Regions from separate parts of the Homo sapiens genome. Here region 2 is linked to region 1. A link is an interaction called in ENCODE POLR2A ChIA-PET data of the cell type or tissue named here. Cell type or tissue: HepG2. All regions are shown on one strand. Each heading gives the region's core, and the rest is flanking DNA. Links, peaks and the distances in the headings are about the cores only.

Evidence for each region. ChIA-PET counts read pairs that join two places held together with the same protein. Peaks named below come from ENCODE experiments on the same cell type or tissue, not always from the same donor. Only the 100,000 strongest peaks of a DNase experiment are listed, where the experiment ranks them.
Region 2: POLR2A ChIA-PET joins it to region 1 with 6 read pairs; 2 of 35 experiments call an interaction of 5 or more read pairs at or near these places.

The regions. Positions count from the first base shown.
Region 1 is chr17:50,501,910-50,506,220 of GRCh38, forward strand. No RefSeq gene overlaps it. Among named protein-coding and RNA genes, the nearest start is that of MYCBPAP, 4.4 kb to the right of the region's middle. In HepG2, for the core only: no CTCF peak of the experiment used is centred there; a DNase peak (open chromatin) is centred at 2,362; H3K4me3 peaks cover 256 bases.
Region 2 is chr17:50,830,661-50,835,045 of GRCh38, forward strand. It overlaps a transcript of WFIKKN2 not described here. Among named protein-coding and RNA genes, the nearest start is that of WFIKKN2, 2.7 kb to the right of the region's middle. RefSeq lists enhancers at 1-566, 567-1,437, 1,597-2,117, 2,118-2,638. In HepG2, for the core only: no CTCF peak of the experiment used is centred there; no DNase peak of the experiment used is centred there; H3K27me3 peaks cover 3,764 bases.

The DNA of each region.
Region 1 (4,311 bases), core at 1-4,000:
ACAAATTTATCTTGCAGCCTCTGGAGGTCAGAAGTCTGAAATGGTCCAGGTGTCTGCAGAGCTGTGTTCCTTGTGGAGGCTCTAGGAGAGAATCTGCCTCTTGCCTTTTCCAGCTTCTTAAGGCTTGCGGCATGTCTTGGATCGGAGCCACACACTCTGACCTCCGCTTCCATTAGCACATTTCCCTCTCTGACGCTGACCCTTCTGCCGCCCTCTTGTAACGACGCTTGTGATTACATGGGGCCCACCGGATAATCCCGGATCATCTCTGAATCTCAAGATCCTTAATCACATCTGCAAAATCCTTTTTGCCTTGTAAGGTAACATATTTACAGCTTCCGGCGATTAGGAGGTGGACATCTGTGGTGGAGAGGTTATTCTGCCTATCACACTAAGAGAGAAATGATCTAGTTGACTTGAGTGTCCCAGGCCTTAACTATAATCCCTTTCATCTGTATAGCTTTCACACACATTCTTTTTTCCACCTTGCATCCATCCTGGAAAGTAGATGAAGGCTGTGCTGAGCCCATTCTGTGAGGGAGGAAGATGAAACTCAGAGCGGAGGCCTCGTGCTGGGTGACACAGCTAAAAAGAGACTCAGGCCCAGGGCTTTTGATTCAGCATCTGCCCCCTCAGTTCCCAGCCATGCATCACTAGAACACTATTCTCACCGATGGAGAAGGACAATTCCTCAGCTACCCCCACAATTTAGGAAGAAGTCCCCAAGGTGAACCAGCTCCCTCAGCCCTGAATCTGCCCTCAGAAGGTGGCCTTCTGCCCAGAGCGAGGATGGAGGGGTGCAGGCAGAGAACCATTTTTTTGGTGGAGGTCCACGGGACAGAGCCCAGAACTCAATGTCCATCCATCTTGGGCGTGTCCTCCCCAGCAGCCCAGGCTGACTGGACCGGCGCAGGAACTCCTGCATGCTCAGAGGGAGCCCTGATTCTTAGAACTGTCTTCTCATAGCAGTCTTCTTAGGAGTATGTTGCTGTGGTTTGTGATTCTGCCCCTGGGTGCTGCTGCATGGGAGGAGCCAGCTCTCTCCCTGCCCCACAGATCATGGAAGGCAGCGACCATAGGCTCACTGATGCTCCTGCAGGCTCCCTACACCCATCCATTAGGATGGCCCACATGTGCCAGCCAGGAATGGGGGACACAGCCATGAAGCCGACAGATAGGCTCCTGCACCTCTGGAACTTGTGCTTTAGCGGGGCAGACAGATCCCACAGAAGTGTATGTGTAGGAGTTCTGAGGATGACAAAAAGGATGAGGCAATAGAAGGTGACTGTGACCTTGTGAGACAGGCACTGTCCCCAGTCTATCACTCTATTTTTGTTTCTTTGGGTTTTTTTGAAGCAGGGTCTCGTTCTGTCACTCAGGCTGGAGTGCAGTGGTGCAATCATAGCTTACTGCAGCCTTGATCTCCTGGGCTCCAAGCAAGCCCCCTGCTTCAGCCTCCTGAGTAACTAGGACTCCAGACACACACAAACACCACACCCGGCTAATTTTCAAAATGTTTATTTTTAGTACAGACGGGGTCTTACTATGTGGCCCAGGCTGGTGTCAAGCTCCTGGGCTCAAGTGATCCTTCTGCTTTGACCTTCCAAAGTGCTGGGATTGCATGTGTGAGCCACCATGCCTAGTTCACTGTCCCCACTCTAAAGCAGACAGCCCAAGTGGGGGCAAAGTTGAGAAGCAAACACACACTGTACTCCAAAGCCTCTGAAAATCCCTCCTTGTGTCCTTCCTAAGAAGGTCCCAGAGTCTCTGTGTCATCCCTGAAGCTGAAGTCAGTCCATTCTGGGAGCAGAGTCCAGCTGTGTCCTGTGTTTGGGGCTAAGAAGAATGTGAGATTCCTGCTGAGTGTGAGCTGAGCAAGGTTGTAGTAAGGAGGGCAGTGATGTGATGCATTGTTTAAGGGGTGCAGCTGCCAGATGTGAGTGGGTGAGGGCAGATGTGAGGGGCATCAGCCAGCTATGTGTGGGGGTGGTCAGACCTGGTTGGGGAGGCACAATGGAAACAATAGGGGAGCAGGCCAGGTGGGTATGCGAAAGTGAGACAGAGTGGCAGGATGAACCGGGAGGGGGATCAGATGTGAGGGGCTGGAGAATAGATGACCCCGAGCCTCAGTCTTTAGGAGGGTGGCTGTCCCTGGGAAATGGATGATGCGGTCTGTGGAGGAAATGCGCTTTCTATTTAGGGAGGCTGTTTAGGAGTAGCTGACGACATGCTCAGCACCTGGATGGGTGGAAATAAACAGAGACATGAAGCAATAATTTATGCCGTGTCCTCTGTCAACCTAGCCACCACCTCCTCCTCCCTGGGCTCCAGGAAGTTGCTCAGAGTTGTGGCGCTGGGAGGAGACTGCGGGAGCTATGCTGGTGAAGCGATGCTGTCATCTGAGCTTGTGCTTTACACACACTGGGCTTTTTTTTTTTTTTTTTTTTTTGAGACAGAGTCTTGCTCTGTCACCCTAGGCTGAAGTGCAGTGGCGCAATCACAGCTCACTGCAGCCTCGACCTCCCAGGCTCAAGCAATGCATCCACCTCACTCTCTTGAGTAGCTAGGACCACAAGGGCATGGCACCACATCTGGCTAATTTTTAGAAATTTTTTTGTAGAGACGGGGTCTCACTATGTTGCCCGGGCTGGTCTCAAACTCCTGGGCTCAAGTGATCCTCCTGCCTCAGCCTCCCGAAGTGTTGGGATTATAGGCACAAGCCATCATGCCCAGCCCCCTCCAGGCCTTTGTACCTTCTGTGTCCTCACCTGGAGTACCTGCCCCCTGAACTACCCATTGAACTCTTTATTTAGTGGCCCACCTCCTCTAAGAAGTGCTACCTCCTCTAAGAAGGCCCCCCTCATATCCAGTCTGTGGTTCCTAAATTGCAGCTAATGACTACCCCATGAGCTCACACATTAGAGTTGGAAATCTACTTTCAAATGACCCCACTTTGTGTCTAAAGCACTCTGACCTTCTTCTACCCCCACCCCAGTCGCACATCAGTGAGCTTCAGGGAATCTCTGGAATTGAATACAAAGTCATGTGCAAAATCAGATGTGCAAATGTATGGATAAACAAAATACAGTATACCCATAAACGAAATATTATTCAGCCACGAAAAGGAATGGAGTCACTGATACGTGTTAAGTGAAAAAAAAAAAAACAGACAGAAAAGGCCAAATATTGTATGATTCCATTGATATGAAGTATCAAGAATAGGCAAATCAGTAAAGACAGAAAGGAGCTTAGCGATTGTTAGGGGATGGGGGTCGGGGCTGGGGAATGACTGGTAGAGGGTTTCCTTTGGGGATGATGAAAACATTCTGGATGTAGGTAGTGTAGGTAGTGGTGATGGTGGCACTACATTGTGTGTGTACTAAATGTCACTCAGTTGAATATATTAAAATGGTGACTTTTATGTTATGTGTATTTTACAACAGTTTTAAAAAAAGTCAAATGCACGTTTCTCAGGAGAAGATTCCTAGGTTTGATTGGCTTCTCAAAAGGTGAAGCAGCTCTGATCTGGTCTGGACCCCTTCATGTCATGATGCAGATGGTGATACTGGGACACAGACAGGGGGTGAGACCTGTCCAAGGTCACTCAGGGGCTGGTGGCAGAGCCCAGCCAGGTTGCATGCCTGCCTGACCACATACTCCCCTACCTGCTTCTTCCCTTGTCCTTTGGTCACCAAACCCTCCCGTCACAATCCCCAAGCCTCTGTCCTGCTCCCAAACATGCCACCCACAAGCTGTGTAACTTCCCAAAGTTAAAAGGCCTTCTTCCTGAAACTGGGTGCACGGATTAGAGTTTCATGAGCGTTTGTCTTTTGCTCTAGAGTGGACTCTGAGCTCCTAGAGGGCAAGAGGAAATGTTTCTTATTTTCCTCCATATCTTACAGAGCTTCTGGGACAGCCACGGAGGTGAGCCATTCCTGTCTCCCTTCAAGAAAGAACTTGCCATTCACCCTCAAGGAGGGCAGTTAGCTGACAACTTCTAACAAACATTCTTTGCCCAGAGGACATGCTGGGTTGGCCAAGACTTTGTTAGATCTGCAGCACAGTCTGAGGCTCTCCCAGCCCTTTCCTGCTTCCTCTCCCTCACCGGCCTTGCCACTACCCCCTCTCTCCGCAATAAACCTCTTGCGGTCCTATGTTCATCTCAGTGCTTGCTTCCTGGAGGACCCACATGGCACAGCACCTAGCCTGCTGGATCATAAGTGCTCAGTCGCGAAGTAAACGGAACTGGGGATTCTCTAGAGGGTAGAGGGAAGCCAGAGCCTGGGCCTCGGAGAGCAGGAGAGGGGCTGT
Region 2 (4,385 bases), core at 68-4,067, 330 kb after region 1:
GATGATGGCAAAGCAGGAAGAGAGCCCAGGGCTCCTGACTCCTTGCACAGTGCTCAAACCAAGACCATGTAGCTTCCCGAGTGGGTGAGGAGCCCGAGACAGGCTCCAAATCTTCTAGGAAGACATTTGAATGCCAAAGGAGCCCAGAATTGTGCTGTCCCAGAGGTGCCTCCTCTTCTGGGTTCCTGACACAGAGACTCCAGGACTCCAGATTCCAGGGGCTCACTGCACCTGTAGACCCCCCCGGGCCAGGCAAGGGTCTCCAAGGAGGCCTAGCTGGCCCGGGACACTGGGCCATGCCCCACCCCTGACAACCCCATAATTCTCAGATGTGGATTCAGGACTGCCCTTGCTTTACCTCTCTGCTCAGTGAGGACCCTCCCGTGTCCTGTTCCACACAGATGCAGATGGATCACGTGTCTCACAGCTGAAGGCCTCCCCCATCCGTCTCCACCATCTGCTGAGGCCCCATAATTATTCCAAGGCCCGGTGCAGCCTCACTCAGAGGGGAGAGTTCACGCGGTCCTGTAATGCAACCCAGGCCCGAGGCCGCGCGGGCAGGGGGTCCCAGCTGGGTAATGAGCCGCTGGCTTTATTGAATTCTCCGGCTTGAGTCTGACTAATCACTGCCTTTAGCCAAGGCAACCTGGGCTGCCATCTGAGCACCCTGGCTAGGACTTCCTTTCCTTCTCAGCACCCCAATTCCTGCCCCTCCTCCCCAAACATGTTTAAATGACCAAGATCAGAGCGGGAGGGGCTCCTGGGGGGCTGGTTTCCCCCCATCCATTTGGGAGAAAATGTGGCTGGCTCAGATCTGGGGCCCAAGCAGGGTAGACCAGAATGGGCCGCTGGGGTGTACTTTGCTGGGGCCACCCTGTGCCGCGCCTGCAAGACCTGCAGCTCCCACCCCCACCCCATCTCCTAAACCTGCTGACGTCCCTATCACCTCCCCTTTCCGGAGGCCTGGGCCCCGCGGAGGGAGGGCCTTGGCCGAGGAGACTGTGGTGTGGGCCAGGCCTTTCCAAGGAGAGGTGTAGGAAATGCCTTCCCTCCTTTGAGATTCTGCCCAGGCTTGGGCCCCACCCAATGTCATGGTCGTGCGAGAGCCAGCCCCAGGTCTCTCCCTCCTCTCTGTTCCCCAGCCCTGAGAGGACTCCCCACCAGCATTCACCATTCTTATCTCTGCATGCTGGCTTTCTAGACTAGACGGTACCCTCCCTGTGGACAAAGATTGTTGTTATTTTCTTTTTTTTTTTTTTTTGAGATGGAGTCTCGCTTTGCCACTCAGGCTGGAGTACAGTGGCGTGATCTTGGCTCACTGCAGCCTCCGCTTCCTGGGTTCAAGCAATTCTTCTGTCTCAGTCTCCCAAGTAGCAGGGACTACGGGCTCACGCCACCATGTGCAGCTATTTTTTTTTATTTTTATTTTTAGTAGAGATGGGGTTTCACCATGCTGGCCAAGCTGATCTCAAACTCCTGACCTCAGGTGATCTGCTCACCTTGGCCTCCCAAAGAGTTAGGATTACAGGCATGAGCCACCATGCCTGGCCAGTTATTGGTTCCGATGTGCCCAGAACTTGGCACACCGTAGGTGCTCTAAAAAACCTTTGTGGAGAGAAATAGAGGGAGCAGGTGCAGTGTGAGGTAGGAGTGTGGGTGTGGGGTGTGCATAAGCCACGTGGCACCCAAGATACTCTTGTGGCACCTCTGTACCTCCCCATCGCGGCTGCTGGGGGCTGGCTGACTTGGGAAATGGTATCAGCTGTGCTGTCCCGTCAAGACCCTAGCGGCTCAGGAGTTGTTAATGTCAGGGTGAACCTGAGGTCAAGGGTCACTGAGAGTGACCTGGTGACCTCCTCCCACGGCTCCTAGAGCAGATTTGAACCCACCCTGGCAGTGTGAAGAATCCATGGTTCTCCACCCTGTGACAATGGTGGGGGATGGAGGGGCCCTTCCAAGATGGGGCCAAGCCCAGCCCTCTCTGACCTCTCATTCTGAGTAGCAGGAGAGCTGTGCCTGGTGTCCTTGGGGAAAGGGGAAAAGGCAGATCACGCCCGAGGCCAGGCCTCTGCTCAGGAGACCCAGCCCAGCCTCTGCTCCCAGTGGCCTGAGTGGAGGAGGCCCGGTGGACAGTGGGCATGTGCCACTGAGCCGCTCCCGCTGGGCCCACCTTCAGTACCGTGGGTTTGGTGAGGGTAGGGCCCACACCACCCACAGGGAAGAGTGTGAGGGACACAGAGTCAGACACACAGACACACCAAGAGGAGAGAGAGAAGGAGGCAGATCCAGAGCCAGTTCCAAGGGCCTCTGGGAGGGAGGAGAAGACTTCAAAGCGCTCCCAAACAGCTTATAAACAAGCCAGTGGGCGGGGCAGCCAGCATGGGCTGGGGGTCGCTTTCTGGAGGGGCTGGAAGCTTGCACGGGGTGTGTGGAGGCCATAGGCCCGGGGTGGGCAGGAGGAGGGCCCAGCCTAACCTCTCTGTGACTCGGTTTCCTCTCCCGCGCTAGGGAGCTCCCTCCTGGGGCTGCCGTGGGGTCAGCAGCAACGTGCAGGTGAAAACACTGTGTGGGCTCCAGGCCGATCAGATGTTATTTATTATTCTGAGCTGTGTTTTGGTGGGAGACTTGGAAGGGCTGGAGGGAGAGTCAGAGTGCTTTGGGCTCCTCTCTTTCCCGATGCTGCTTTGAGAGTTCTCAGAGTAGAACGTCCAGGAATGGGGCCCGGGAAGGAGAAGTCCGTGGCTTGAGACAGGACCAGGTTGGGTGTGGGGGCTTTCTCCATCAGCCCCAGGAGTGGGGGTAGGATGGCCAAGCTTCCCCTGCCCTGCCGTGTGCCCCTCTCCTGCCCTCCTCAGCACCCCCCAACCTCTGCTCGGTGCCTCCCCTCCTCCGACCCCCTCTCATCTCTCCCACACCCTCTAATGGTCTCTTGGGACTGCCCAGAAATCGGCCTCCTCTCCTTGGATACTTGTCCTGGCCTAATGGGGCTGTGACAGTTTTTCTAAGTCCTGCTTATAAATGTGTCACTGTCCATGTCCCTTTGTGCTATCAAAGGAGGCTGCGCAAACCGCGTTTGTCCAAGGGCTGTGTGAAGGCCCCCGCGCGGAGCAGCTGGAACACGGGCTGATGAAATTACGGGGAATTCAAAGCAGCCGGCGTCGCCCGCTGTCTGGCTTCATTACGGGGACTGGCCTCGAAGGGAAGTTTATTCCAATAATTTAGAGGATTAGGATCTGACACCCTTCATTAGCGATTTGACATAAGCAGAAAAGACAGATCCTGCAGAATGGCCGCACAACGGGAAGGGACCAGCTCAGGCGGGGAGAAGGCAGCACCCGCCCGGCTGGGAAGGGGAAGGGTCTGGGTGTGGAAGCGAGGGTCCCGTGGCCGTTTTACAGTCCTGTGAGATGGCGAGCTGTGTTCTTGAAGGGGAAAGTGGACGTGGGGAAGGAGCGGCCTGGGCTCAGGCCTCAGTTTCCTTAGCTGTAAAGCGAGATTACCTTCAGGATCCCTTCCGTATCTGATGCGTGTGGGGGCCACTCCACCTACTGTCCCCGGGACACAGCAGCTCCTCAAGGCCCTTGTGGTTTGGCCTTGGAAAGGTACCTCTCTTTCGGGGCTCTATGTGCCTCCGCCCCCTACCCCCAGGATCGAGTGACCAACTCGAAAACACTCAGACTGCAGGCTGCTCTGTGGCATTTTAGATAGAAGCCATTTGCTGCCAAATGGGGGAGGAATCGCCCCCAGCCCCTGGCAGCTTCTGGCTCTCTTCCCGGCCCCTCCACAAATATAGCCCCTGATGTTTCAAAAATTTCTTGTCCAGTCTGTGAAAACCAGAGTTTGGGCTGTGCCTTGACAGCAGTTCTGGCAGATGGATGGGGGAGGGGTGATTTTAAAAGGCCCCTGCCCACACCCAGCAAGCTGGTGTCCCTGTTTCCTGTACCGTGGTGGGGTAGCTGTGCGACATGGGCAGGTTGCTTAGCCTCTCTGTGCGTCCTTTCCTCCGATCTGAAATGGAGGTGCAGTTTGTTGTGAGGATTAAATGAGATGATGCGTTCAGAGAAGCCACACGTGTGAAGAGCCCAGTGCATCTGGCAGCTGGTACCACCAGGACTGCTCACTCTGTGCGACCTTGGACAAGTCGCTCGCCCTCTTCGACCACAGACCTTCTCCTTTGGGAAGTGGGGGAGGCCAGACAAGGCTGGCAGTCAGAAGGAGCTCACTGAAGAGCAGCCACTGTGGTCGTCAGCGAGGGCAGCTGGACTCCGGCACAATCCTGAGACACTGTGACCGCGGAGGTTTTCTCGGTGTGTCGATGGAAGAGGGAGGAATGTGATCCGTCCCAGCCGCCGGCGGGGCCAGAGCATATCTGGTATGTGTCTCTG